4 separate regions of the Homo sapiens genome follow, and regions 2, 3 and 4 are each linked to region 1. The links are chromatin contacts, found by Hi-C or POLR2A ChIA-PET in ENCODE. All regions are on one chromosome and are shown on one strand. The core of a region is the stretch at or near the end of the contact, and the rest is flanking DNA. Distances in the headings are between cores, read along the strand shown.

The links. Hi-C counts contacts between places; a loop is a spot of excess contacts on that map. ChIA-PET counts read pairs that join two places held with the same protein, here RNA polymerase II (POLR2A). Pooled maps may share reads with other maps.
Region 2: a loop to region 1 is called in a pooled map, with 4 times the contacts of the local background. The contact joins two enhancer-like sites. A Hi-C loop is called at or near these places in 2 of 37 single-sample maps with no recorded cell type and 8 of 50 pooled maps. POLR2A ChIA-PET finds 5 or more read pairs at or near these places in 2 of 52 experiments (AG04450 and activated naive CD4-positive, alpha-beta T cell).
Region 3: a loop to region 1 is called in a map of naive thymus-derived CD4-positive, alpha-beta T cell, with 6 times the contacts of the local background. The contact joins two enhancer-like sites. A Hi-C loop is called at or near these places in 1 of 168 maps with a recorded cell type or tissue (naive thymus-derived CD4-positive, alpha-beta T cell), 2 of 37 single-sample maps with no recorded cell type and 10 of 50 pooled maps. POLR2A ChIA-PET finds 5 or more read pairs at or near these places in 5 of 52 experiments (WTC11, activated CD4-positive, alpha-beta memory T cell, activated CD8-positive, alpha-beta memory T cell and 2 more).
Region 4: a loop to region 1 is called in a map of naive thymus-derived CD4-positive, alpha-beta T cell, with 7 times the contacts of the local background. The contact joins two enhancer-like sites. A Hi-C loop is called at or near these places in 4 of 168 maps with a recorded cell type or tissue (B cell, CD8-positive, alpha-beta T cell, gastrocnemius medialis and 1 more), 26 of 37 single-sample maps with no recorded cell type and 14 of 50 pooled maps. POLR2A ChIA-PET finds 5 or more read pairs at or near these places in 12 of 52 experiments (CD8-positive, alpha-beta memory T cell, T-cell, WTC11 and 6 more).

Annotation. Positions count from the first base shown.
Region 1 is chr12:94,300,070-94,306,215 of GRCh38, forward strand. It overlaps PLXNC1 (plexin C1), which reads left to right. Exons shown (of 31, transcript NM_005761.3): 28 at 841-988; 29 at 3,687-3,827; 30 at 3,908-3,982; 31 at 5,112-6,146. The coding sequence ends at 5,216. It also overlaps a transcript of CEP83 not described here. Among named protein-coding and RNA genes, the nearest start is that of PLXNC1-AS1, 130 kb to the left of the region's middle. RefSeq lists an enhancer at 4,265-5,144 and a silencer at 5,759-5,858. Within about 2 kb of position 4,805, at least 3 of the 41 ENCODE cell types and tissues checked have a DNase peak (open chromatin) inside an H3K27ac peak, as active enhancers do.
Region 2 is chr12:94,423,711-94,429,698 of GRCh38, forward strand. All of the region lies in intron 2 of CEP83 (centrosomal protein 83), which reads right to left. It also overlaps the pseudogene RBMS2P1. Among named protein-coding and RNA genes, the nearest start is that of CEP83, 33 kb to the right of the region's middle. RefSeq lists enhancers at 2,287-2,851, 5,984-5,988. Within about 2 kb of position 4,226, at least 9 of the 41 ENCODE cell types and tissues checked have a DNase peak (open chromatin) inside an H3K27ac peak, as active enhancers do.
Region 3 is chr12:94,371,207-94,377,768 of GRCh38, forward strand. It overlaps CEP83 (centrosomal protein 83), which reads right to left. Exons shown (of 17, transcript NM_016122.3): 8 at 4,680-4,811. Among named protein-coding and RNA genes, the nearest start is that of CEP83, 85 kb to the right of the region's middle. Within about 2 kb of position 1,550, at least 2 of the 41 ENCODE cell types and tissues checked have a DNase peak (open chromatin) inside an H3K27ac peak, as active enhancers do.
Region 4 is chr12:94,204,906-94,211,607 of GRCh38, forward strand. PLXNC1 (plexin C1) reads left to right here. Exons shown (of 31, transcript NM_005761.3): 5 at 4,685-4,799. Among named protein-coding and RNA genes, the nearest start is that of PLXNC1-AS1, 32 kb to the left of the region's middle. RefSeq lists enhancers at 2,824-2,893, 3,544-3,803. Within about 2 kb of position 3,871, at least 12 of the 41 ENCODE cell types and tissues checked have a DNase peak (open chromatin) inside an H3K27ac peak, as active enhancers do.

The DNA.
Region 1 (6,146 bases), core at 3,555-6,054:
TTCATGTTCGGGTATTTGAGTACCTACTATGGGCCAAGCAGTTAGTTGCTGGAGATATAGTAACAAAACAGATGAAAGTCCAGGTCCCATTCTAATAGTTGGGGACAGACACTAAATGCAATATGCAAACAGTAGCACATTAGCAGATGATGAGTGCAGTGGAGAAAGTAGGAAAGGAGGCTAGTATGTGTCAGGACTAGGTGATCTGAGAAGGCCTCACAGAGATGGTGACACTTGAACCAAGTCTTGAAAGAGGAGAGGGCATAAACCATGAGACTACCTGAGGCAAGAAAGTTTCAGGCAGACAGACGCCAAGAGCACAAGTTGTGAGGCACGTGCTTGCTTGGCCCATATGAAAAATAGCAAGGAGAACAGGAGAGTTGGAATGAGCGCGGTGAGGAGCAGTGGGATAGGAGGGCCAGGTCATGCAGGGTGTTATCCAGAGGGAGATGGAGAGCCTCAGAGGGTTGGAGCAGAGGAGAGACATGGTCTGATTCTGTGTTGAGAGGACTGCTGATAGTTATGTGAGAACAAACTGTCAGGAGATGGGAAATAATCCAGGTGAGAGAGATTATAATCAAGAGCTATCTGGAGAAAATTCTTGCCCATGGCCACTTTCAAACTTACCCTCCTCTATCCTTCTTTTACAGTAGCTCTGCCAGTTAACCCTTTCTTCTTCTCTCCAAGTGACGCTTCTGTCTGTTGCTTGGTATGTTTGGCTAAGCAGAGTTGTATACTTCAATAACAAGGACAAAAACACCCGTTTACAAACTGTGATAAACAGACCATTGGCTTCATGAATGGCCCTATTTGAAAAGAGATTATTCTCTCTTTGAACAGCCTTCCTCTTCGCTTCTGGGTAAACATCCTGAAGAACCCTCAGTTTGTCTTTGACATTAAGAAGACACCACATATAGACGGCTGTTTGTCAGTGATTGCCCAGGCATTCATGGATGCATTTTCTCTCACAGAGCAGCAACTAGGGAAGGTAAGGCCCAGCTTGAGTATTTCTTGTATGCAGTCTTATGAGTTTGACATACTTGTCTTTCTGATAAGCATTCAAATAATAAACAATTGGTCTAAACTACACCAGCTAAAAAGAGATAGCAAGGGCCACTGTCAATTTGCTGTTATTTAAAATCTGTCTCATTATTTTTAATCTAATTTTTTTAAAGTGAAAAACAAAATAATTAGCCCCACCCAACTGCAGAATTCTGCCTGTGAAAAACTTTATCACAAAGTATGCGTTTTGTTTCCTAGAAAAATATTCTATGGACACTGATAAACTATTAACCCAAAATATGCAACCATTGAAATTTGCCTAAATCAATTCTATTTGAATATACATAAAATGCCTATTTGAATATAACACATTGCTTATGGGACACAAAATCTTGCTCAAGATTTCTAACAATACCAGTTTGTCAGTTTCTAATCAAAGCATGAGTACTGTTTTCCTATGGTTTTCTTTGCTGATCAATAGTCCCAAGAACTCAAAGAAAGACAAAAATCAGAGCAAACTTCGAAAGAGATGTTTTGGTCTTATTTGAGCGCTCCAAAATATACTAAACTGAGCAATATCTGTGCCTAATGGATCTTTGAACACTGAGGAGGAGTTCTTGGGCAGGACTTTAAGAGTACCTGGAATGAATGGAGACTGATGTTCCACAGGTGCCTCAGACTCCCAGTCATAATCTAAACTCTTTATCAGCAGTATTTCTGCAAAACAAACCTGTTTTTACTTTTGTCTTCCCTAGCATTGCCTAGTCTCTCAAGGTAGAATCCTCAACGTTATCTTTGACTCCTCTTCCTTCCAACCTCTATCCCCAAATTATTGGTTACCACTTACTTCTGTCTCAAATGTCTGTCGCTCCCTCCTCCTTCCTTAGCCTTATCACTTAGCCTTATCCCTTCATCCCGTCCCTACTGGGATAACTGCTTCCTAATTGGTGTCCTTGCCCCTGCTGTCCACCTTTCCTTCTAAACTTTTCCTTTTCACTGTCTCTCAGGTAATCTTTCTAAAACATAAATCTGATGATGTCAGTCTGCTTCTTAAAAATTGCAACTATTTCCCATTACCTACCAGCTAAAGTCTTCACAGTGCCACATAGTGCTTCCTGATGGGCTTCAGCCCTCTTTGCTGGCCTCGTTATTTTCTTGCACGCCCCACATACCCACTGTGCTACAGCTTTTACTTTTCCCAAGTTCACACCATGAACTTGTTCTCACACCCCTTTGCTCATCTTTCCTGTCTCACAGTCCCTCTGTCTAGTAAAATCCTACCCATTCATTCATCATAAACATTTTATTCATTCGACAAATATGATTTCCTAATGAGGACCAGAAACTGTAGGAGACTCAGATCAGTCTACATATGCCTACTTTGTGAACTTTCCCCAATATATTTCCTACAGCACTTTCTTCATTTGACTAATAAAGTTCATCTTAGCATGCAGCACACTGAAAGGCACTTAAATGTTTGTTCACACTAAAAACAGTTGTTTATGAATTATGTTCTTGACACACTTCACTTAATCCTCACAAGTACCAAATAAGGTAGTTATTATTACCCTCATTTTATAGATGAGAAAATTGATGTTCTGGGAGGTTACAAGTCTTGCCTGAAACCACACAAAGTAGCAGAATTATGATTTCTGATTTGTCCAACTCTTTCTGTCAACTACTGCTGCTAATTATTTGTATCATAGTAAGCACTTCATAAATCTGTCTTTGCAACTAGATTGTAAGCTTCTCAAGGGCAGCCACTAGTCTTTATCATTGTACTCTCAATGCCTGCTCCAGTGCTTAATAATGTTTATTGAATGAATGAATGATAGCATGATTTCTGGGTTCCACTTAAATTTGACAAATGAGAAAATCTCAATAATATCTCAGTCTCTAGGCATCCTTCAGAATGATTCATCAAGCCATTGATTCAGCCTCATGGGCTGGGACATTAGCCCTATCATTAACTTACCTATCTTCCCTGAGTAGAATTTTTTAAAGTTTTGTGAAAAATAATGATTTTTAAAAATAAAATCATATTTAATTTTTAAATATCACTGTTATAATTACGTAGAATCATTCAAATTGCCAGAGAACCTCTGCAAAATCACACATCAGAGCCACCAATACTAATGACCATGTGCTTCCCTGAAGAAACTGGATGATGTCTATAATCTAATGAAATAAAAGGGACAAGCTGGAAAATCTGCCTCTGCCAATTACTTACCAGTTTCATGGTTATATAAAGGGCTCAATCAGACCTACAATCAAGTCTTTTGTAAATGCCAAATTCACTGGTGGGTGAGGATGAGAGCAAATGTTTTAATTCAGGCTTTTTACAACCATTAGTAATGAACTATGATTGAAATAAGTTCCATTGTTACAGTAACTCAAAATCATGCAAAAATAATAATTTTAGTTCTTTTATGAGAGGAAGGCAGAATATATTAGCATTTAATCTGCCTGAAAATAACAGTGACTCACCAGAACTATCTAGATAGCAGTCAGTCATTCAGTCAACAACATTTAAGGCCTACTGCATGAAGCCTTGTTAGCAAGAGGTAAAACTGGTTGGTGGTGGGGGTTCAGCTACATTGGAATATTATAAATTCCTCCATCTTTTTTTTTTTTTTTTTTTACTCTTTTGGTGATGGTTGCTTTTTTTTTTTTTTTTTCCCCAGGAAGCACCAACTAATAAGCTTCTCTATGCCAAGGATATCCCAACCTACAAAGAAGAAGTAAAATCTTATTACAAAGCAATCAGGGATTTGCCTCCATTGTCATCCTCAGAAATGGAAGAATTTTTAACTCAGGAATCTAAGGTATCATTAGAAAGCAGAAATAAGCTTATATTTGGTTACTTTACGTCATTTCAGAATCTCTCAACAAGTCTTTCTTTTAGAAACATGAAAATGAATTTAATGAAGAAGTGGCCTTGACAGAAATTTACAAATACATCGTAAAATATTTTGATGAGGTAAGATTTTAAATAACATTGTTTTTAACCTTTGAATCAGGCACAAGGATGTGGTTATAGCATTCTGTCAGTTTCAGAACAGCTCTGGCATCCCAAAAGGCCAGAAAGGGAAGCCAGGAAGCCTGTCTGAGATGGGGGATCCTGGCACTGAGCCAGACCCTGTACATGGCTGCCCCCCTTACAGTTTTATCATGCTGCCCACATTTGGACCAGCCTGAATTTACATTTGAGTTCATGGGGCCTACAGCCACCCTGACTCAAGTTAACTTTGATGAGTAAGTAGTGGCCCTATTAAATGGGGTCAGCTTATGCTTGATTGTAATTTGCTAAAAATGAAAGCTAAGCTTGTTAAATTGCCTAGATTCTGTATTCAATCGTTATATGAAATTATGACATATTTCTAACTTAAGCGACTATTTCAATAAACCATTCTCCTTTATGATTAATTCTCCTTAATCTGGGTTTTTTTCTTTGGAAATTCAAACAGACACATTCATCAGATGCTTTGTTTCCAAACAAATGTTAACTCCCCCTTCCCTGATTCCCCCCCAATCATGCTGGGACAGGCTATCCATGTCAATGGTGAGAATAGCTCACCAATTCCATTTGCTACTTGAAGATGAAGTGAAGCTCTAAGGTAGGGTAGAGGCAATGAGTTCTTAAACATGATAAGCATCCCTCGTTCCAGGGGTCAGGGGAGAGAAGGGAAGCACGAGGAGGGACTACACTGCCCAGATGGGAGGGAAGGGAAGGATCTGTCTCTGACCAGGATGTCCCTGCCTGCTGCATTTAAGGAGAAATACTTGCCTGCATGTTGGCTGCCCAGGAATGCTTGCTGTGCTTGGAATGGCTGTGACATAATGCATAAAGCAGGGCCTAGGAAGCCTGGCCCCATATTTGTAAGCAAATAGTTGGTATTTCTTGCGAGCTTCTATTTTAAGCCAAGGTATTGTTGATCCTGTGATAAGGACTTAGCAAAACAACTTGCAAAGTGAGTATGTAAATGATGGAAGAAAATGTTGGCATCTGTTTCATACAGATTTTACCACTCACAGCATCAGGTATGCAAAAAACAGAATTGTAACGCTAAAACCACAATATCTAAAATAACTGTTCTAATTGTCAACAGATTCTAAATAAACTAGAAAGAGAACGAGGGCTGGAAGAAGCTCAGAAACAACTCTTGCATGTAAAAGTCTTATTTGATGAAAAGAAGAAATGCAAGTGGATGTAAGCACTCTGGGGCCTGGCTTAATCTGGCAAAGTTCTTCAGACGACTTGGGAGCAAAATGGCTGCTTGAGCTACTCTGTGTCGTTAATTTGTTGTTTGCACATAGGTTCCACTTTGGGCACTGTCTTTTTAAGAGACCAAGGCACATGCACAGCTTTTAGAAAGCATACCAACCCTTGTGCCTGTGTGTATACCGTGGGAACCCTTCTGTAAATAGAGTTGAAGTGGTTGTTGCAAACAGCCTCCTTGTTTACAGAGAATACAAGGCCAGTAAGCGAATGTCAGTATTGTAACTACAGTCTCCACTTAAGCACAATGATATAAGTGGTTTTGTTTGAAAACTACAGCTATGTAGCACTTGTGCTACACTGCACCTCTGCATTGTAAAGGGATACTGCCAGTGCTCAAAACAAAATGTGAAATGAGTCATTTGGAAACAAGGTGGGGGTGTTAGGGCAACCTCGAGGATTTGCAGCATTGAAACTTTCCCCAGTAGTTCTTGGAAAAGCTGACCGCAGAATTTGGTAGTGTACACTTAGCATTTGTGAGTGTGTGTGTGTGTTTAAACCAAAAACTAACAGTGTTGCAACATTGTTGAAAGGGCTCGTGTTTTTCAGTGGTCATCAACTGCACTCCATCAAACTCACCTCCATTTCACCAAGGAGCTCTAAAGTAAGGAGAGTGGGCTTTATTTAAATGAACAGCATTTTAACCAGATACTTTGTCCTAATGTATGTTCCTTTTCTTCATCTGTTTTTTCATACTAAATGTATTTGATAGTGGACATGTTGGATATTATACAAAAAAATCATTAATTCATTTCTGTTCCAAAACCTTTGATCAGAACGATCTGTGGAAGAGTAACTCCATTTCTATATGAGTGAGTGTCTCCTTGCTTTAGATTTCTGGTGAACCCTGTGGTTATGAATACTT
Region 2 (5,988 bases), core at 2,976-5,475, 120 kb after region 1:
TACTCAGTAAAGATGGGGAGGGGAATCCCACTGTTACTTGTTGAACTGGAAAGAATAGACCCCATGCTCTGAGGGTGTGTCCACTGCCACTTGGTTCTGTTGGCCGCTGCTCTCCTCGACTGAAACACTGGAAGGAAGGCACAGGGGTGTACTGGGAGATGTAAGCTCCTTGCATAGCTGCAGCCGTCAGCATATACATGCCTGTGCTGCTGAGGCAGAGATGGCCCAGTTGCTGGGTAAGGGGTCCCATCATGGAGGCAGGCTGGAGAGAAATGGGATGGTCCATCCCTGGTGTCAGAACTGAACCTGAAGGCTGCATGAGGTATGAATGGTGGTGCATCCAGGATGGGTTAGGTACTTGTAGAGGAGATGTCTGAGTCACTCTCTGATACGAAGACACAGGAGAGGAAAGGTATGGGGAGAGTGCAGACCGAGCAAGCATCCTGTTGGGGGTGATGTTATAAGGGGCTGGGTAAAACCCATTCTGAAGAGCTGTGGTGGGGTCATAGGTCAAGGCCATGATGCCCATGTCTCCATTCCTTGGCCAAGCCCGTCCATTTTGCACAAATATTCCTTGGTTCTGTCGTTTCTTTGGCCCGCCATCAGCAAATTTGCAAAGCAAGGGATCGGATGGGGCTGGTACTCCAGGGGGTGTCTTAATATATTTTCCATTAAAGTGGGTGATGATGGCTTCACACTTCTCTGTGGACTCCATCCTTGCAAAGCCAACACCTCTGCTGGTCCCACTGGTATCTCGAAGGATACGGGTGGAGATAACCTGGCCAAAGGGCTTCAGCATCCCCTCCAGTTCCTGCTCATCCATTGACAGTGGGAGGTTTGAGATGTATAAATTTGTGGGGTCCTGTTCCTGTTGCTTTACCATCTGTGCCTGTACACCACTGGCCTTCAGTGCTGTTACAGCTTTCTGTGCTGCTGAAGGGCTGTCAAAATCTACAAAGCCATAGCCTTTACATTTGTTTGTGGTCTTGTCCAGTACGGCCTTAGTGGAAACAATCTTGCCATATGGCTGACACAGCTTGACAAGATCTTGGTCAGTAGTGCCTGGTTGCAATCCTCGGATGTATAGGTTGGTTTTGCTCAGCTGGTCATTTCCATTGCTTCCACTACTGCTGTTAGGTGTACTGTTGCTTGGGCTAGGTGGTGCCATCTGCTGAGCCAATGACACATATGGCTTCTTGTTGTTTCTATTGTAGCCAAAAGTAGAAATCCCGGGCCTGGAAGTCACGGATAGCAGCATTTTCTCTTTAATGTTAGGGAACGAGTGAGAGAGAGAGAGAGAGAGAAAGGGAGGGGGTAAGAAAGACGGGGAGGGAGGGAGGAGGGGATCGAGGGAAAGGGGGAGAGGGAGGGAGGAAAAAAGGGAGGGGGAGGAGAAAGGAGGAGAAAAGGAGCAGGAGGAGAGAGATGAAGGGGGGCTGCCTCTGGTTCAACTTTTATGTAATAAATTGTGAGTTATTTTTCAGCTGCCATGGACCCTCAGCTCACATAACCTGAGCATGCTCAGATGAGCCAAGACTGCAATCTCAGGAGGAACCTAAGTGCTTGGACCAAGAAATGGGGACTGAATTAAGAAGCAGACATTGCATGGCAGGATCCAGGATCCAATCAGATCAAGCTCTGGCATCATCCCATGGAGGGATCCTGTCAGATCATGCCTCCAGTACCACCTCATTGCAAGATCCAATCAGATCATGCCTTGTTATCCTACACTTATAAAACCTGACTCAGGCCCCTGCTTTAGGAACTATCCCCATGTTCTCCTTACTTGTTGCAAGTAATAAAATCCTCATGCTAAATCCTCTTTGGTTGTGAGCACTGAGTTGATGATACCTGCCAAGCAACCAAACCCATCTGTCGTGTGGGTAATAATGTGATGTTGTGAGTCCCTTTAATTGTAGCCCTTCTAGGAGGCATAAAGTGGTATCTCCTTATGATTTTAATTTACGTTTTCCTGAAGCACTTTTTCATGTATTTAATGGCTGTTCACAGACCGTCTTAATCTATGAAAAGATTTTTGCTTTAAGAACCATCACAGCAAAGAATATTTATGCTGTAGCTGGCAAAATGGGAGATTTTAATAGCTAATGTGTATATAAGAAATGAAAACAGGCCAGTGCGGTGGCTCACGCCTGTAATCCCAGCACTTTGGGAGGCCAAGGTGGGCGGATCACGAGGTCAGGAGCTTGAGACCATCCTGGCTAACACAGTGAAACCCCATCTCTACTAAAAATACAAAAAAAATTAGCTGGGCGTGGTGACAGGCGCCTGTAGTCCCAGCTACTCGGGAGGCTGAGGCAGGAGAATGGTGTGAACCTGGGAGGTGGAGCTTGCAGTGAGCCAAGATCACACCACTGCACTCCAGCCTGGGTGACAGAGCGAAACTCCGTCTCAAAAAAAAAAAAAAGAAATGAAAACAAATCTAAAATTTGTCTCATTGCACTAATTACCATTTAGCTTCCTGAGCACATACTGCTGTTTTCTACCGCCATGGCTTTGTAAATGCTAATTTCCTTGCTCAGAAGGCTTTTTCCATCTCTTTGTATTCTGATCTAGTGAATTCCTATTCAGCCTTCAAAACCCAGCTCAGGAATGCATTACTTCCTCCATGAAGTAAAGACCCTCCCAAATAGTTCATTATTCTGTGTTTTATCTTGCATTTTAGTATATACAACACATGGAATGTAACTTTGTCCATGACAAGAAACATGTCTTACTCATGTTCATAATCCCAACACCTAAAAAACCACAGGCACATATTAAGAGCTCAAAAATAACAAATGAACAAATAATGTGCTCACCATTCTAATGCTACTTTAGCCTCGATTCACTTTTCTCCTCCAAATTCAGAAACAGTCTTCCAAACAATAGTGGGCTGAATGCTAGCCCTCAAAATATGTCATTTCCTAATCTCTGGATGCTATGAATATTACCTTATATACTTTTAAAAAAAGGGTGGGGTGATTAAATTAAGGATCTTAAGAGGAGAGGCTTATGCTGGATTATGTATCCAAAACAATCACATGTATCCTTCTAAGAGAGAAGGAGAGGGAGTTTGAGACTGAAGAGGAAGAGGCAATGTGACCACGGAGACAGAGACTGGAAAGATGTAGCCATAAGCCAAGGAAAACCTACAGCCACAAAAAGCTGGAAAAGGCAAGGAAAAGATTCTAACCCAGAGCCTTCAGAGGGAACGTGGCTTGGCCAACAACTTGATTTCTGACTTCTAATCTCTAAAATGTTGAAAGAATAATTTTTTTGTTGTTTTGAGACACCTATTATATGGTAATTTGTAACAGCAGCCACAAGTAACTAATACAATGGCTTTCTCTTGTATTTATATTTACTTATAAAAAGGTTTATCAAACTCAAAATTTCTAACACAATTTTAAATTCCTACCATGGTTAGACTTCTTTGATTTCAATCAGTCAATACACAGCTATCAATTATCTGCAAGACACTTACACATACATTAGATGCTTGAAATACACAATAAAACGTCTCCTACTGTGCAGTTTACTAAATACAGAAATTCATATTGAAAATTTTTTAAAGTAAAGTACAGAGTTCAAACAGCAATAAGTGAAAAAAAGTGAAACATTATCTCGATTGGCCTGTTAATCAGTGAGCACTTGTTGGGCTAGTCTCAGTGAAAGGCAGTTTTTAAAAGACTAGTACAACCTTTTTCCAAATTCTTCATCTTCTCTTTGCAACCATTACAAATACATAATCACATCCACGTGTCCTTCCTACCACTTCTTTTGACTAGTCCCAGCTTTACAGACCTCCATATGACATTTTATTTTGCATAGGCACTGTATTTTTTAAGCAGTGAGTAGTACAATGTCTGCCCCAAAGTATGGTAATTCAAAATATTCAAAAAAGCACAGCTGCTGATGCTCATGGAAAGCTTCCAAAACACATTCCATTAAAAGCACATGCTATGCCTTTGAATATTTCAAAACAATGTTTTAAATACTACATGCCCTCAAAGTGAATGATGTTTTTTAAAAAACAACATTAAAAGTCTAGGGAGGACCTACACCAGGCATTTACTTTACTTATAAACAAAACATTAGAAATGAATTTCTTCAAAATCCAGAGATAATCCTGCACTAGTCACCCAAACAGCCTTTGGATAGCCATCCAGGATGTCTTGCGTACAAAAAAAAAGTCACAACTTGACGCCCTGCCAGAACCTGAAGTGCAGCTGGGAGCAGACCCTTCAAAGCCCTGGTAAGGTGCCAGGCTCTGTAATTGTGATTTAGAAAGAAACAAGGGAGAGCAAGGAATGAGAAAAGGAAGAAGATATGTATTCAAGTGGTTAGCAATCAACCACCAAGCACTCTAAATTAAAATGTTATTCTATTTTTACGATTGTACTGTCTGCCTCTGCACAGCTTAATTCACACAAAAGAATCTAGAAAGTAGGACATAGTAATGACTCAACCTCAAATGCTTAGTGTAAATTACCAAAGTCTCTGAAAGTTGTGATCTGAAAGGCAAAGATGATTCTTGTCCAAATTCATTTTAACATTTCTTAATGTAAGGTCTGTTACAATAACATGGGGACTTTCCAGAAGATTTATGAGCACTTAGCACCTCTGTGTGAGTTGTATATTCTTCTTTGCTCACAGTCCCACCTTTCTTCTGAAATAGAAAAGGCTACCCATAATATGGCTGCTAATACACAATAAAGATTATCTACTGATGCAACAGCATATCCTGAAAATTGTTTTTTAAATAAATCCTGATTTAATTTTACTTCTATGAGATTTATGCCGTAATCTGAAAAGTTAAAGAGAAATTGATACTTAAAACTGAGTTTAACTGATATTTTACTGCAGTTAACACAAACATTCTCTTCATTATTTTGAATCTGTCACAAAGCAAGTATAAAATTTTTCACAGCCAGAAAAAGGAGATAAATAAAAGCCATCCTCAAGACACACAGGTTAATGTTAAAACCATATACTTTAAAAAACTGATTAAACAACCAATATTTATTAAGTGACTGCTATACCACATTTACTGAATGGTCTACTTACAGTAAAAGGGTTTTGAGAGATATAAAAAATATACAGACCATCAAGTCAAGCACACTTCTCATGAGGAAAGAAGAGCCTGCCCATATTCAGAGTACTCCATGGATATTTTCTAAGTACCTTTAATATGCTAGACACTTTGTTGGATACAGGAATACAGAAATAAATAAAAGAAAATCCTTGTCCTCAAGGAGTTTATGATGGTCAGTGGAATATACTTGTTAACCAACAATTGCTGACTGAATAAGGATGAGAGAAAATGGACTATTTAAACTTTCTGGACTTAAAATTTTTTTACCATGTGCACATATTACCTATACAAAGTCATAAATTCAGGAAGTTTTTAAATTGTAAAACATTAAGGAATTCAACAAAGAGGTGACAGGAAACACCTAAATCAAGGAAAGAGAGAGAAGTGAGGCAGCCTGCTTATCCGAGATTAGCTAAGAGCCTGGAGAGAATTCCCAGTCAGGGGAAAGGGTAAATGAGAGATGCCCAGGGGTCCACATTCCCACCATGGATACTTGCAATCCTAGCCACAGTAGAGGCCCTGGACCCTCACAGGCCCTGAAACTAACAAAGGGAACTGCATGAAGAGTGCACAACAGCATTGCTCCAGAGAGGGAGCTCACGCTGGGGCACACCAACCTCTCCACTCCCCATCCCAGTCCTGCAGCTATAGTAAGACACCATTTTGAGAACTCAGTCCCAACAGACTGCACCTTGTGCTTGGGCTTAACAGCACCTGTCTCTTCACATCCCTGGAGTCCCACTGACATACCCAGCCCACAGCTACCACCATGCCTGGTTCCTGATGCTGGGGCCAAAGTGCACGCCTCTGGCTCCAATCTCAGCCACTGCTTCCAGCAGTGGAGCCACCACTCATTTTCATGTGCCCAGAGTCCCTCACCCACAGCTGCCATC
Region 3 (6,562 bases), core at 300-2,799, 68 kb after region 1:
AGGTTAGCTGTTGAAGGTGGCACAATTAACTAATGCGAATCTGTTGGCTTAAGAAACTGAAGGTAAATAAATCAATTAAGAGGCAAGAAATGAATAAACGGAGGGGGGAAGGAAGAATCAATTGAATCTGGTGACAAAATAGTGTAATGTGTATAGACTGTGTCTGTGTGCGCATGTGCACAAGTATTAGGTAGGGGATTGGGGGCAGGAACAAGTATAAATCATATAAATTCATTTTCCATAGCCCTTCTCTTTGGTAAGGAGCTTCTAAAATTAGATATAGTCATATAATAAGGATTTAATCAATACAAACACAAAGGTTAGATTAACCCATTTTCTGATATATTATCCAAATATATAAAAGTATGGAATCAGAGTAGGAAACTACAAATACATACACATCAAATACAGAAAATGTGAGATGGCAGAAACAGGAAAATAAAAGACAATTTACTTAAGAGTCCAATAAAACCCCATAAATACTGGAGTTGGGAGTCAGACACAAATCAAAAAAAGGTCCTAGAGCCAAAGAGGGCAAGGATAAGAAATAGAAGTGTCTTATTGGAAGATATTCCATCAACAAAAGGTCCTGAAAACGTTTCAAGGAATAGTTTCATGCAAAATCCTCATCCAAAGGAAATAAACAGAAAAGTGAGTACTGCCTTATGTACTGGTAACTACAATAAGACATCCCTCCAAATTAACTCGTAGATTTTTAAATGACCGTACATAAAATGGTGACCCTGTGCTGACATCAGTTTTGCATTTTTATTTATTTATTTTCTGAGACAGAGTCTCGCTCTGTCGCCCAGGCTGGAGTACAGTGGCTTAATCTCAGCTTACTGCAACCTCTGTCTCCTGGGTTCAAGCAAATTCTCTGCCTCAGCCTCCTGAGTAGCTAGGATTACAGGCATGCACCACCACACCTGGCTAAATTTTGTATTTTTAGTAGAGATGGGGTTTCACCATCTTGGCCAGGCTGGTCTTGAACTCCTGACCTCGTGATCCATCCGCCTCGGCCTTCCAAAGTGCTGGGATTACAGGCGTTAAGCCACCACACCTGGCCTGTGGTTTTAATTTCCTTTTGGAAGTTATTTTCTATAAAAGCAAGTTTTATAAAATGATGTTTACATGACAACAGCTGATAATTTGTTTTAATACTTAAACTTTCTGTAGATTGGATTTTACTACATTATAATTTCATGGACAGATAGAATTTAAATTATAAATACTTTAAAATTTTGAAGAAATATGATTACAAAGAAAATCCAATCACTATGACAAATGTAATTATAACCTGCTATTATATACTAACTGTAAAAGGTTAAGAATGACACAGCATTTCATTAACAAACATACTATAGCTGCATGAGGTGGAAAATTAGAGCCATCTTATTTCATAGGAAGTTGATTCATCTCATGGTAAAAGATCTACAAAAACTTATTTCTTATTCATTTCACCCTGAAATTTACTGAAATGAGACGACATTTTTAACTAAACTACAATTATTGAAACTGAAAGAACACCGAATAGGAAGTCAAGCAACAAGTGAGGTCTGTCTTCAGGCCTACTTTTGCTGTTAAACCAGTGGTATATGCTCAAGCAATTTACCTGTCCTCTCTGCATTCAAATGTACTCATTTATGGATCTAAAGTTTTTCTTTATTGCCTTATTTCTATTATCCTAACATCACTGATGCATCACTTATATGAACACTGTTAATTTCCTAAAAATATACTAAAAGGAATTTTACTTAACGTATGAAAATGTATTACCCAGTAATGACAAATAATAGCACTTTTCTATGAGTAATCTGAACCAAATTCCAAATGTTACAGTAAAGTTTCTTTCTGCCCCTAGATCCTTGGTTCTTAATCTTCTTTGTGATCAAGTCCCAAATCCTAGGAAAATTAGGGATTTTTTTTTTAAATAAAATGCTCATGTTAAAATGTTGCATAAAATTTCAAGCAATTCATGGTCTCCTAAAGCTCCACTGGACCAAGTCACCCTGTTCTTCACAGAATGTTTGCCATATAGATTCTGGCCTTTATGTTGTGAATTTGCTTTATGTTTTGACACAATGGAAGTATTCAGATATTACTAACAAAACTTTAATAAATGTCAAAACTGGCAAAACTGGGCATTTTACAGGGGGTCAGTATCTGTTAAAGTACACATACTCACAGAAAGACACACAAGAGCACAGCATAAATAAGCAAGAAATGGAAATATAATTGACAATATGTATTACCTAAGAAGCTCTGGATACAGATTCCAAAGAGATGGTACTTAAATCTTGATCTTTTTCAAAGTTCTGAGATGTAATTACCCAATTAATTTAGGTAAATAAGGACAACTCTGTTGGGTGGCTTTCTTAAAACTACCTTTTATTGGCATTCTGAAAATGAAAAACCTTATGAGGGAACTAGAAGAATTTACCTCACTGAATGTGAAATCTCTTTAAGGTCATCATTTTCAGGCCATCTTTGGTAATACCTTTTAATCCAAGACACTGATACTCACACTGACATAACTTTGTTCTAAAATCTGACAAACATTTATGAATTTGAGTAACTAAGACAAACACACCCCAGGTGTTCCTTTGCACTGCAAACAACCATTTGCTAGAATTGCAAAATGTTGATGAAAACTTCAAGTTGCAAAGAAAACTGTGGCAGTCATGTTTGAAATATTATTTTAAAATCTACCCTTCCAATGGAATCTTTACATACAAGACTTCAAATGAAACTTGGTTTGTTTAAAGTTGAAGGATGGTATTTAATACTCCATTTATATGCAAAATAAGGCAAGTGTGCCTTTAAAAAGACAGGCAACTCTTAGCAATGTGTATTAATAAACAAGCACAGAGAAATAAATACTATACTAGATTGCTGTTCTTTCTTCAGCGGAGTAGGAGAAATCACCTAGGCTCTAACTCTAAGAGGAAAGAGCAATAGGGAAGAGTATATATATATGGAAAAAAAGAAGAAAAATCAGGGTCAGCACACAGGTGAGCTAGGGAGCTCAGGTAAAATGTACTGCATGAAAAGTATTATACTTGGTGGCCCCCCCAAGAGAGAAGCCACAGCAGAAGCCAGCACATCCCATGTCCTATTGCGACATCTGTGGTTCCAATTATTCCAGCAGTGTAGTCTGGCTACTCAGGTCAAGAACAATGTGCTGCAAATACTACGTACTCAATATTATTTCACAAAATTGAAAATAATTTATACTGGAATTGGAAGAAAAGCATGGAAACTCCCCATATCCTGAATTTACTTGTGTTTTGTATCTATTTTTTTGTATACTCTATAGTTATAAGCTTTCAATGTGTATCTGTTGAATATATAATCTACTTACAGTTAATCAGGAGGCAATCAAATTATTTCCTAGTAGTTCTTACACAGTCTTAGTAGGCTGGAAGGGTTCTTACAGATATAAGGAAATTGGATCCTAATGATATTAGGTAACTTGCCTTAGGTTACACATAGTTATTGAGACAGTGAGACACAGACTAGTCAATGGACTAAAAATTCTGTATTCTTTATGTTACAATATTTTCTTATTTAAGGATATCACCAGTGTATAATCACTGCTATTATCATTTTCATCATCAGCTACATTTAATTTTTGCCACAACTCTGTAATGTAGGTATTAGTCCCATTGCATAGACAAAGGCACTTAAGTTTCAGAGAGACAGTGAACTGCCCAAGGTCACACAGCTTTTTTTAGTAATGAAAAAATCAGAATTTGAATCCAGTCTGTTAAGGAGAATATAAATGTAGATCATGCTGCTACTACTAATTTATTCATTGAAGAAATATTTGAGTACCTACTATGTGCCGGCACCATTCTAGAAGCTGGAAAAGCAGTAGTGATGAAAACAATGTCCCTGCTCTCTTGGAGCTTACATTGGGTTGAGGGGAAGGTGGTGGGAAAGAAAAGGAGAGACCAAAAAATAAAAACCAAATAACTATATCAGATAGTATTAAGAGCTATGAAGCAGGTAAGGAAGACAGAGAGAAAGACAGAGGAAGAAGGAAGATGCTGTTTTACAATGTGAAGACAAGGAAAGCCTCCCTGGTTAGGCAACATCTAGGTGGTGAAGAAGCAAGTTATGTGGATACGTGAGGGAAGACTGAGCCAAACTCAGACAAGTGCAGAAACCCTGAGCAAGATGTGAGTTTGCTCAAAGAGTGAGAAGGCCAAAGGGAGCAAAGTGAACAGGAGGAAAAATACAGGTCATGGCTGTGAAAAGACTGCAGGATCCAGATCATACAGAGCTCTGAATGGGTAGAAAGCAGAAAGACCAGTTAGCAACCTAGCACAGAAATGGAGCCTAGAAAAATCATGGCTTGGACTGGAATAGTCACAGTGGATGTCATAAGAATTGATCAGATTCTGCATGTATTTGGAAGGTAGAATGATAAAGGATTAAAAATATTTCAATACAGAGAACTAAACACAAAATTTGTCACTGTACAGTATCAAGCATTCTAAAGAATGAAATAGAGGCATAAGATAACATACTCTACTGATCAATGTATTTATTTCTTAGAAGGCAGAATGATATAATAAAACATTTCAGTATAAAGAAATCAATTATTAAAAATAAAATTTATCATTATATACTAACAAACATTCTAAAGAATGAAACAGAAACATAAAACAACTTACTTTACTGGACAATGTATTTATTTCTCGTTCAGCTTTATGCAATTTATTAATTAAAAAGGTATTTTGTTCACTGCTTGATTGTAGCTCTTTTTCCAAACGTTCTGCCCGTAAATTAGCTGATTGTTTTTCAGCCTTTCATACAAACAAAATAGTTTAAAATTCATCATTTTTCAAGTATTTCAAAATCAAATAAGCACTATTTAAAATACATTTATAATTATACTAAAATTATTCAAAACCTCAACTTAACATATACCAATGTAACAAAAATTTTCTCAAACTAATTGGCAGAATTCAAACGAAAGATAGTGTTCCAGGAAATATGCAACAAAGGCATCTAGACAAACAACATATGAATGACCATCAATAAAATAAAGTTTATACACTTCTCTCACGACAGAAAGTACCTAAGGCATTCATTTGATGTCTATTTACTCTTAACACTGACTTATTTCAAACATTTTGGAAGTTTCCAGTCTATAACAGATAAGAAAAAGCATATTAGAAACTAGAAGACAGGGCTCATTGATAGTAACAAGTAAAAATTGAAAATCTAAAATCAATGATTTTAAAAAAAGAAACAGGGAAAGATATGATTTCAAAATCCTCAGCTCATCTGCAGACTTTTTAAGTACGAGCAAAGAGGCTCTTGATCTCATGACACAATTAAGATTGTTAATGAAGTCTGCAGGTTGTCAAAAAAGTTTCTGGATGGTAATATCGATAGTACTCTTTCATGAGGGGAGGGAAACTAAAATCTTTTTTGAAAAAACATGTCTATTCAACATAATATATATACATATATACACACACACACACACACACACACACACACACACACACACACATATATATATATATATTTTTTTTTTGAGACAAGGTCTTGCTCTGTCTCCCAGGCTGCAGTGCAATGGCACGATCTTGGCTCACCACAACCTCCGCCTCCCAAGCTCAAACAATTCTCCTGCCTCAGCCTCCCGAGTAGCTAGGACTTCAGGTGCACACCATGGCACCTGGCTAATTTTTGTACTTTTTGTAGAGACAGGGTTTCACCCGTGTTGTTCAGGCTCATCTCAAACTCCTGAGCTCAGGTGATCCAGCTACCTCAGCCTCCCAAACTGCTGGGATTACAGGCATAAGCGACCACACCTGACCTCAACATAATTAAAATGAAGACATTTTGGCATTTAAAGGATAAATTTCAGTTTTATAACATCTCATTTCGTACATATAGATGCTGTTCGACTTATGATGGGGTTACATCCTGATAAACCCATCACAAATTGAAAATACCTAAGTCCATAACTTAGACTAGCCTAACTTAAGCATCCTCAACACACGTGCATTAGCCTACAGTTGGAAAAAATCATTTGGCGACACAGTACTCTGTAAAGAGGTTATTTACCCTCATGACCACATGACTGACTGGGAACTGTGGCTCAGTGCAGCTACCCAGCATTAAGAGTATCACACCACATATCAGTAACCCAGGAAAAGATCAAAATTCAAAGTACATAAATGCATATATGGCTTTCACACCATCGGACAGTCAAAAAATAGTAAGTCAAACCACCTTAAGTTGGGGAACATCTAGCTTAAATGTGGTAAGGACTATATTCGACAAACAATTAGGGAAAAAAACTATTTTCTTCATATATGAAATAATACTCTCTGGGCACAATGATAGCCAAGAAAGTTAAAGAAGAAAGAAATGCTTGCTGTCATACGCTTATTTTCATTTCATCTGACAAATAATAAAATTAAATATAGGCTCTTCTGAAAATGTCACAAATAAATCTTCTGTCATCATTCAACTTGCCCTGAAAATAATCACTCTAAAGGACCTCAATGGAAAGTTTCACATCAGGACTGTATGCTATATT
Region 4 (6,702 bases), core at 2,621-5,120, 96 kb before region 1:
GAACAGTTCACACTAACCCCCACATTCAAGCCACTTACCTGATATGTAGTTATCAGATTCCTTCAGGGACTGTCTGCTCTTGGTGAACAATTAGATTAGAGGATGCTGATGAAATTTGAGTGGCAGGAAGTAGAAGTTACATTTCTGAGTTCAGAGTTTCTATTTCAAGGTTGAGTAAGTGGTAAATTTTTACTGCAAGATTCTAGCCTAACAGAGTTGGCTTCTCAAGGTCCCCCAGCCCGGCCCATGGGTATTTCACCTGCTTGGAAACTTCAGCTCCTTTTCAGAGGTGGGCCTCCCTGTTCTTTATGTTGGCATGAAAACAATTAATAATTTAAGCCATGCCCATTAAAAAAATAGAAATGCTGTATAAATACAATACTGTAATAATAAATTTAAAAGTCGATCCAGCTGGGCGCTGTTCCCACACTACCAGCTGAGCAGAAACACAAATAAGTAAAGAAGAAAACTGCTATATAATGCAAATGGCTGCAATCTCATTGTTTTCTGCTATTGTTTATTGCAAATATATAGTAGTAAAGTTACATTATGGATAAGTAGGTTTTGTGGGCTAACCTGGAAACCTAATCACTGTTTATAACATTATTTCTATGGGGGAAAAATGCATTTTATATTAGAAACAGATGGTTTGCAAGAAAACCTTTTTGGGAGTAGAATGGATTTCTAAGTCCAGGGCCGCCTGAAATTTTAACCTCTTGCTAGTTGTGTGGTTGTGTTGTATTCACAGCTAGTGATAGAGGAAAATTAGAGGCCTCTCAGAATGCCCACTTCTGTGTTCTCCCCCAAATCCTTGCTAACCGCTTCATCCTACAGTCTCTGCCTTACCTTCTGTCTTCTCTGTTTCTGGGGTCCCCATCCCTGTGTCCTCATCCTGGCCCAGCTCCACCCTGCAACCACTGGTTGAGGTCCCAGGAAGCCAGGAGGAACTATGAATGTCCTCTATTAAGTGGTGGTTAGGATCTATAGGAAGGCATGAAGCCAGGGGGCCAAGTTTGTGGGCTCTGAAATCAGACTTCTGCCACTTGGCAGCTATGTGGCCTTGATATGTTACTGTACTTCTCTGAGCTTCTGTTTCATCCGTAAAGAGTGAGGTTGTTGTGAGAACTAACTGCAAACACTCCCATCAGTGCCTGGCACACAGTAATGTTTCCTCCATGCCAGTCTGTGGTGGGGTAATTATTCAGGGATATTATGGGTTACACATATTTCTATGAACCCAGGAAGCAAACCCACTGTATATAAAGACTTTCTAAGTTTTCAAACAGTGAACTTAGAAACAAGTGTCTGGGACCTTCCTGTTTATGACTTGGGGCCGGAGTAGGTTTGGAACTTTTTTTTTTTTTAAATCTGTTGGGGGTGAGGGAGGGGGCGGTTACATACTTATATAGTTGAATGCCAATATCAAACTCTAGTATTATCTCGAATACATTAAGCTCTACAGCAGATTTTATAGCAAACTAACAAGAACAGCTTTCTTAAATAGTTTCATTGACTGAATTGTTTCTACATACAGTGTTTTTCACATAAGGGAAGTCTTTTTAAATTAACTTTTTGGTTTGGGGGATTTTTTTTTTTTTCCTTCAGGCAATCTTTTCTTTGCATTTGGGCAGGTTCTGTATTCTAATTTGCAAATAGGCTTGTGTCTGCCTGCAGGCTTTATCATGAAAGTATTAGCTCTAAGTGGAAATAAGGACTAGAAAAATAAAATACTGACTGGGAGTCTGAGGACTTTGGGATAGATCCTCAGTAGAGGATGGAGCAAAAGTAATAGTAAGTCAAGAAAGCAAATATATCTCTACCAGTTTCCCTAGAATATGTCCATTCTTATCCAAATCCAATTTTCCTCCTATTCTTGGCCTGAAGAAATTGAAATGAAGCCATTAAGATATCAGCCTATCTGAGAGTGCATCACTGAAGAATCAGCCTCACTAAGAGTCCTGTGTGACAATGAGATTTTAATTTAATTAGGGCAGTGGCTCAAGTGTTTATGCACTTGACCGTTGCTCTTGTTGATACGCAGGAATTAGAGTGATAGCTTTCAAAAGGAATTATTTCAGAGTAACTAGCTTTGTTTACTAAAATATGGGAGCTATAAGATCTGCTCTGTAAGAAATGTAAATGTATGAGTAATATGCTGTCATGAAGATTTTATAATCTGCAGTATTTGAGAAGTAATAAGATACTGTTGTTGGCTGGCCATCTGGTTATACATACTTGGTGTCATGGTTTGCTTTTTATTTTTTCATTTTTTATTTGTACTGGTGAGAGGCAAAGAATAGGAGTTCAGAGGTGGTGGGTTGTTTTTTTATATATATATAAAAACAAGGAATTTATGTTTAGTTGCTTAACATGGTTAGATTTTGTTTTTGCCTTATGCAGAATAAAAAATGAAAGGTTCATTTTATACTTTCTTTTCCCTTTTTTTTTCAAAAAGTAAAATGGAAACCTCACCCCCAATTTGTCCCCAGATTTAAACTTTTTGCTTGTTTTAAAAATAGTCTCTTTGGCATGAGGAGGAGTCAGACATGAATTAAAACTCTAGAAAGAAAAATCAGCAACAGAAAAGACCTATAGAGATTTCATATTTCATCCTTTCATTCAAAAATATTTATTGAAACCCTAGTATTTGCATATCATGCTGCCAGACACTGAGGGATTTGCTAAAGAAATATTAAAGACCTTCTCCCTTCTTTGAGGAGCTTAGAGCTTACTTGGGGAGAACTGAGATAGACTTATGAAATAGTTAAGTTGTAATTCGAGGCAGCATATGATTAAATACCGAAATATGTACTTCTGACAAGAAATGCTATAGGAGTTCAGAAAAGGGAGTGATAACTCAGTGGCACTACTGTTTTCTGCCTACAAATTGGCAAATTGTAGCACTATTTGTATGAAATATTTTACACTTGTTTTTTTGGCAGCCTTAGGCTTTGACTCCCAGGCAGCATTAAGAGCCAACAAAAATATTTGTACTCCAGTCTCTTCGGAATTGGCTTATTTTTTTTTTTCTTATAGGCAGAGGAAGTGCCTTACACAAACCGGAGTGCCCATGAGAGGCAGGGAGTTTTTGACAGTCATGATCTATTTCAGATACAACCGAAAGAACCAGCTTCGTCATTCTGTTTTTCAATCCAGCAGTGCTTGTCTCTCCGTTGCAAACTCTCTCTGACATTGACAGGCGGTTTAATTTGAACTTAATGTCTTTGACGGATGAGCTAGCCATCAAGGGTCAGATAAATTTATGGCTTTGGAGAATTGCCGATGAAAATCCCCATGGTTATAATGTTGGAGAAGAAACTGACACAGATGTAGTGGGAGGTGGAACACAGATGTGCTTATTGGGAGCAGGGTTCCCCAAATGTCAGAAGCCGGTGACATGCTAAAGGTATTGTGCTTGGGGATGACGTTTAGTGAAACTCACTGACTTCCTGTTCTATTTTTGCCATATTCAAATTAACACAGAGCTCAAAGATGAAGCCATGAGGCCTAAATTCTTAAGAATTGAAAGAGAGAGAGAGTAGAGAAAGGAGAAAAAATAAAACCTTTAGGAAGCCAAATACACTGTTTGGGCCCATCCATTCCTCATTCCGCTCGGATCCCCTCCGGGACTCCCCGTAGCTGAATGTGGTCATCATTTGGTTGCTTTTCAATCTCATGATTCATGTGTTTTCAGTTTCTTTTAAAAATTCACCATCACTGGTTTACCACCCCTGCATTTTAATCTTCAGCCTTGAGGAGGTGTAGTACTAGAAATATTTCGTTCTTTCCTTGATGCTATTCAATGGAATATCTGTGGAGTCCAACACCCTTTGGCGATAACGTGCTGTTGGTATTTGTTCTTCTTGCCAGGTTGGTGCCCCGTCTGGTGAGGCAAGGGTTCCCAAGTTAGTGTGACCTAGAGTGACTGACACATCAAGCAAGCCAGTGATCTCACCACTCAGCTTCTGAGCATCTCTTTATCAAAGTAGTTGGCCCTGGCCACAGCTTAAGACTTATCTGGGTCAGCCTCTGAGCTGGCTGACTTGGGAAAATGGCCCTGGAAAAATGTTTCACCTATATCTTTTGATATAATTTGGTATCTGTCTAAATAAATGGTATGTAGCAGATGGTTATGGAATGTCTTATCAAATTCTTAGGCAGACTCTGCCCTTGAAATTTTTCTATTTAATTATCATACTGCAAAGCACAAAATAGTAACTTTGTTATTATTTTTAAACAAAATCAAGTTACACAATAGGTTGATATTCTGAGAATGAATAGCAAACCTAAAATTTATACAATATGTGAACTCTTCCTTGAGCTGTTCTTTGCTAGGCATTTCTAAAAGGGAGCTCCCTATTTCAGAATCCATGGGAGGATGTGTTTCAGATATATTTGGCGATGTCATCTTGAGAGATGGCTCAGGAGTCGAAGTTCACCATGTTGTCTACATTTGTTCTTTGCTCCTAGACATGATGGAAAAAAATGCTCTGCTGTTTTCTTGTTGCTTTTCATGGTTTTAGCATCATGTTCCTATTCTCGCTCAAATCAATAATCCACTGTACAAGGTCTGGCATTTTGTACTGAAGCCAAGTATAAGAAAGTTTTAACTAATGCACGTATGGGGTCGCTGTTTTAACTAACACACGTATGGGGTCGCTGTTTTGTTGCCTCGTTTTTTTAGGTGCACTTTTCAAGGAGATTGTGTACATTCAGAGAACTTAGAAAACTGGCTGGATATTTCGTCTGGAGCAAAAAAGTGCCCTAAAATTCAGATAATTCGAAGCAGTAAAGAAAAGGTAAGAGGAAAGATTTTAATTTGTCCTCGTTGTATTGTCTCATTTTGCACAGCGGATGCTAAATTTCTTCTGTGTGTAAAATATCCATTAGCAATCAAACATGCTTAGTGATAGCACTCCATTCATTTAGCACTCATTAACGAATATTGAGTGCCCACCAGATGCCATCCACTCTGCAAGGTGCTGGGGATACAGCGGTAACCAAGTCACATCATGGGCCTGCTCTCATGGAGTTTGTCGTCTTGTGGAGCTGAAGATGACCCTCAATGGTTGAACTGGAAGAAAAGTTGGACTTCTAATGTTGTAGAAATACATATTGCTTTTGAAAATAAAGAAAAAAGAGGTTCAGATTCATGGTCAACGAGATACCTTAAAGGTGGCTTAATTGCAGAATTTTGTTTAGTGTAATGGTCCCTTATCCTAATGTGTTGAGGCTTCCCCAGTAACCATCTTATGAACATAGCTTCCAACAGTCTTGGTAGCGATGGAGAGAAGACCAACATGGGCAGTGACCATTGCAAGTGAGGTCCTTTGGAAAGCCAGTGGACCCTTGCTATGGCAGCACCACTCTTGACAACACATCAGTCCTGTCATTGGATGAGAGAAGGGAGCAAGGAGCATATTTAAGCATTTTCAAATGCACACGCCAACCGTGCCCTACGGAAAAAGGGAATTCCTGCCTTGCAGTCTCAGTGGTGCTATAAGGAGGCATTTTCTCCCTAATGACGGCTCTTGTGTTATGAATAATTGTACAGAGTCCTCTGTTATGAATAACTGTACAGCAGCCAGCTGACCTGTCTGTTGAGCTCACTGTGTTCTGTTTGAATGCCATATTAACAAGGAAATGGGCCACTTTCTCTTTTCCCTTACACTTTGCCATTTCAGAGAAATAGCAAGAACTTTACCACTTACGATGATTTAACATTTAATAAAGGAGAGCCAAAGTATTTAATGAGTGATAAATAATAAAATAATCAAGCTTCTAAGTTGTAACTGATCAGAACGAACAGATTTAAAGTTATTTGGCTGTTGTCACTTTCTGTTGTCTTCCTGGAGAAAAAAAATAATAATAATAACTTTCATACAAACTTCTACCAGTCCTGAATCAGAGTGAATAGATTTGGTGGAAAAGATTCTTAGGCATCTAAACATAGGTATATCCAAATTCTAATTTCTCTCATCAGTCTGAAAAATAGCCAAATTTGGCGCTAATAGAGAATAGTAGAAAGTAGAATACCATAATCCTTGAATATACCCAGGACTCTGATAAGTGGTTAAAATTCTGGAAGATTTTTTTTCTTATGTTATTTATAAAAATTTAAGGATAATACTTCAGCTAAATGTAGTGGGAGGAAGTAGCTTGTTCATTAAATTAAAAGTGCTGCTTATACAACTTCCGTACCTAGCTAGGGGCTCACTATTACAAATTAATCACTGTTTATATCTGGTCTGGTACATTTCAAAACTGCTTACCACCCAAACGACCACTGGTGTTTTCTTCCTCGCCCTAAGTCCCACTGTGGTTTACCCTAATCTTCCCAGAGACTTCCCACACAGCCACTGCCTCACTCTCTCCAGCTCACCACCACTCTCAAAGAAGATAAGAAGTTCGTAATTTGACTAAAGCTATCCTTTGAAACCAACTTCGGACTAATTATTTTAATAGTGTTGATAAGCCATCTGATTCTATCTCTTGATCACATTATTTCAAAATATTTCCTACCCTATTGCCACCTTTGGCTTACCTGAAAATCTCAGGTCTTTGTTTAAATAAACCTGACCCTGACCTATGGAGACGGCAGTCTAGGGTTGTGTTCAGTTCCACCTATTAGCTCTATTCAAAGGCTATTTGCTACCTGCCTATCATATGCCTAGTAACATTCTAGTCACTTTGTAGGCAGAG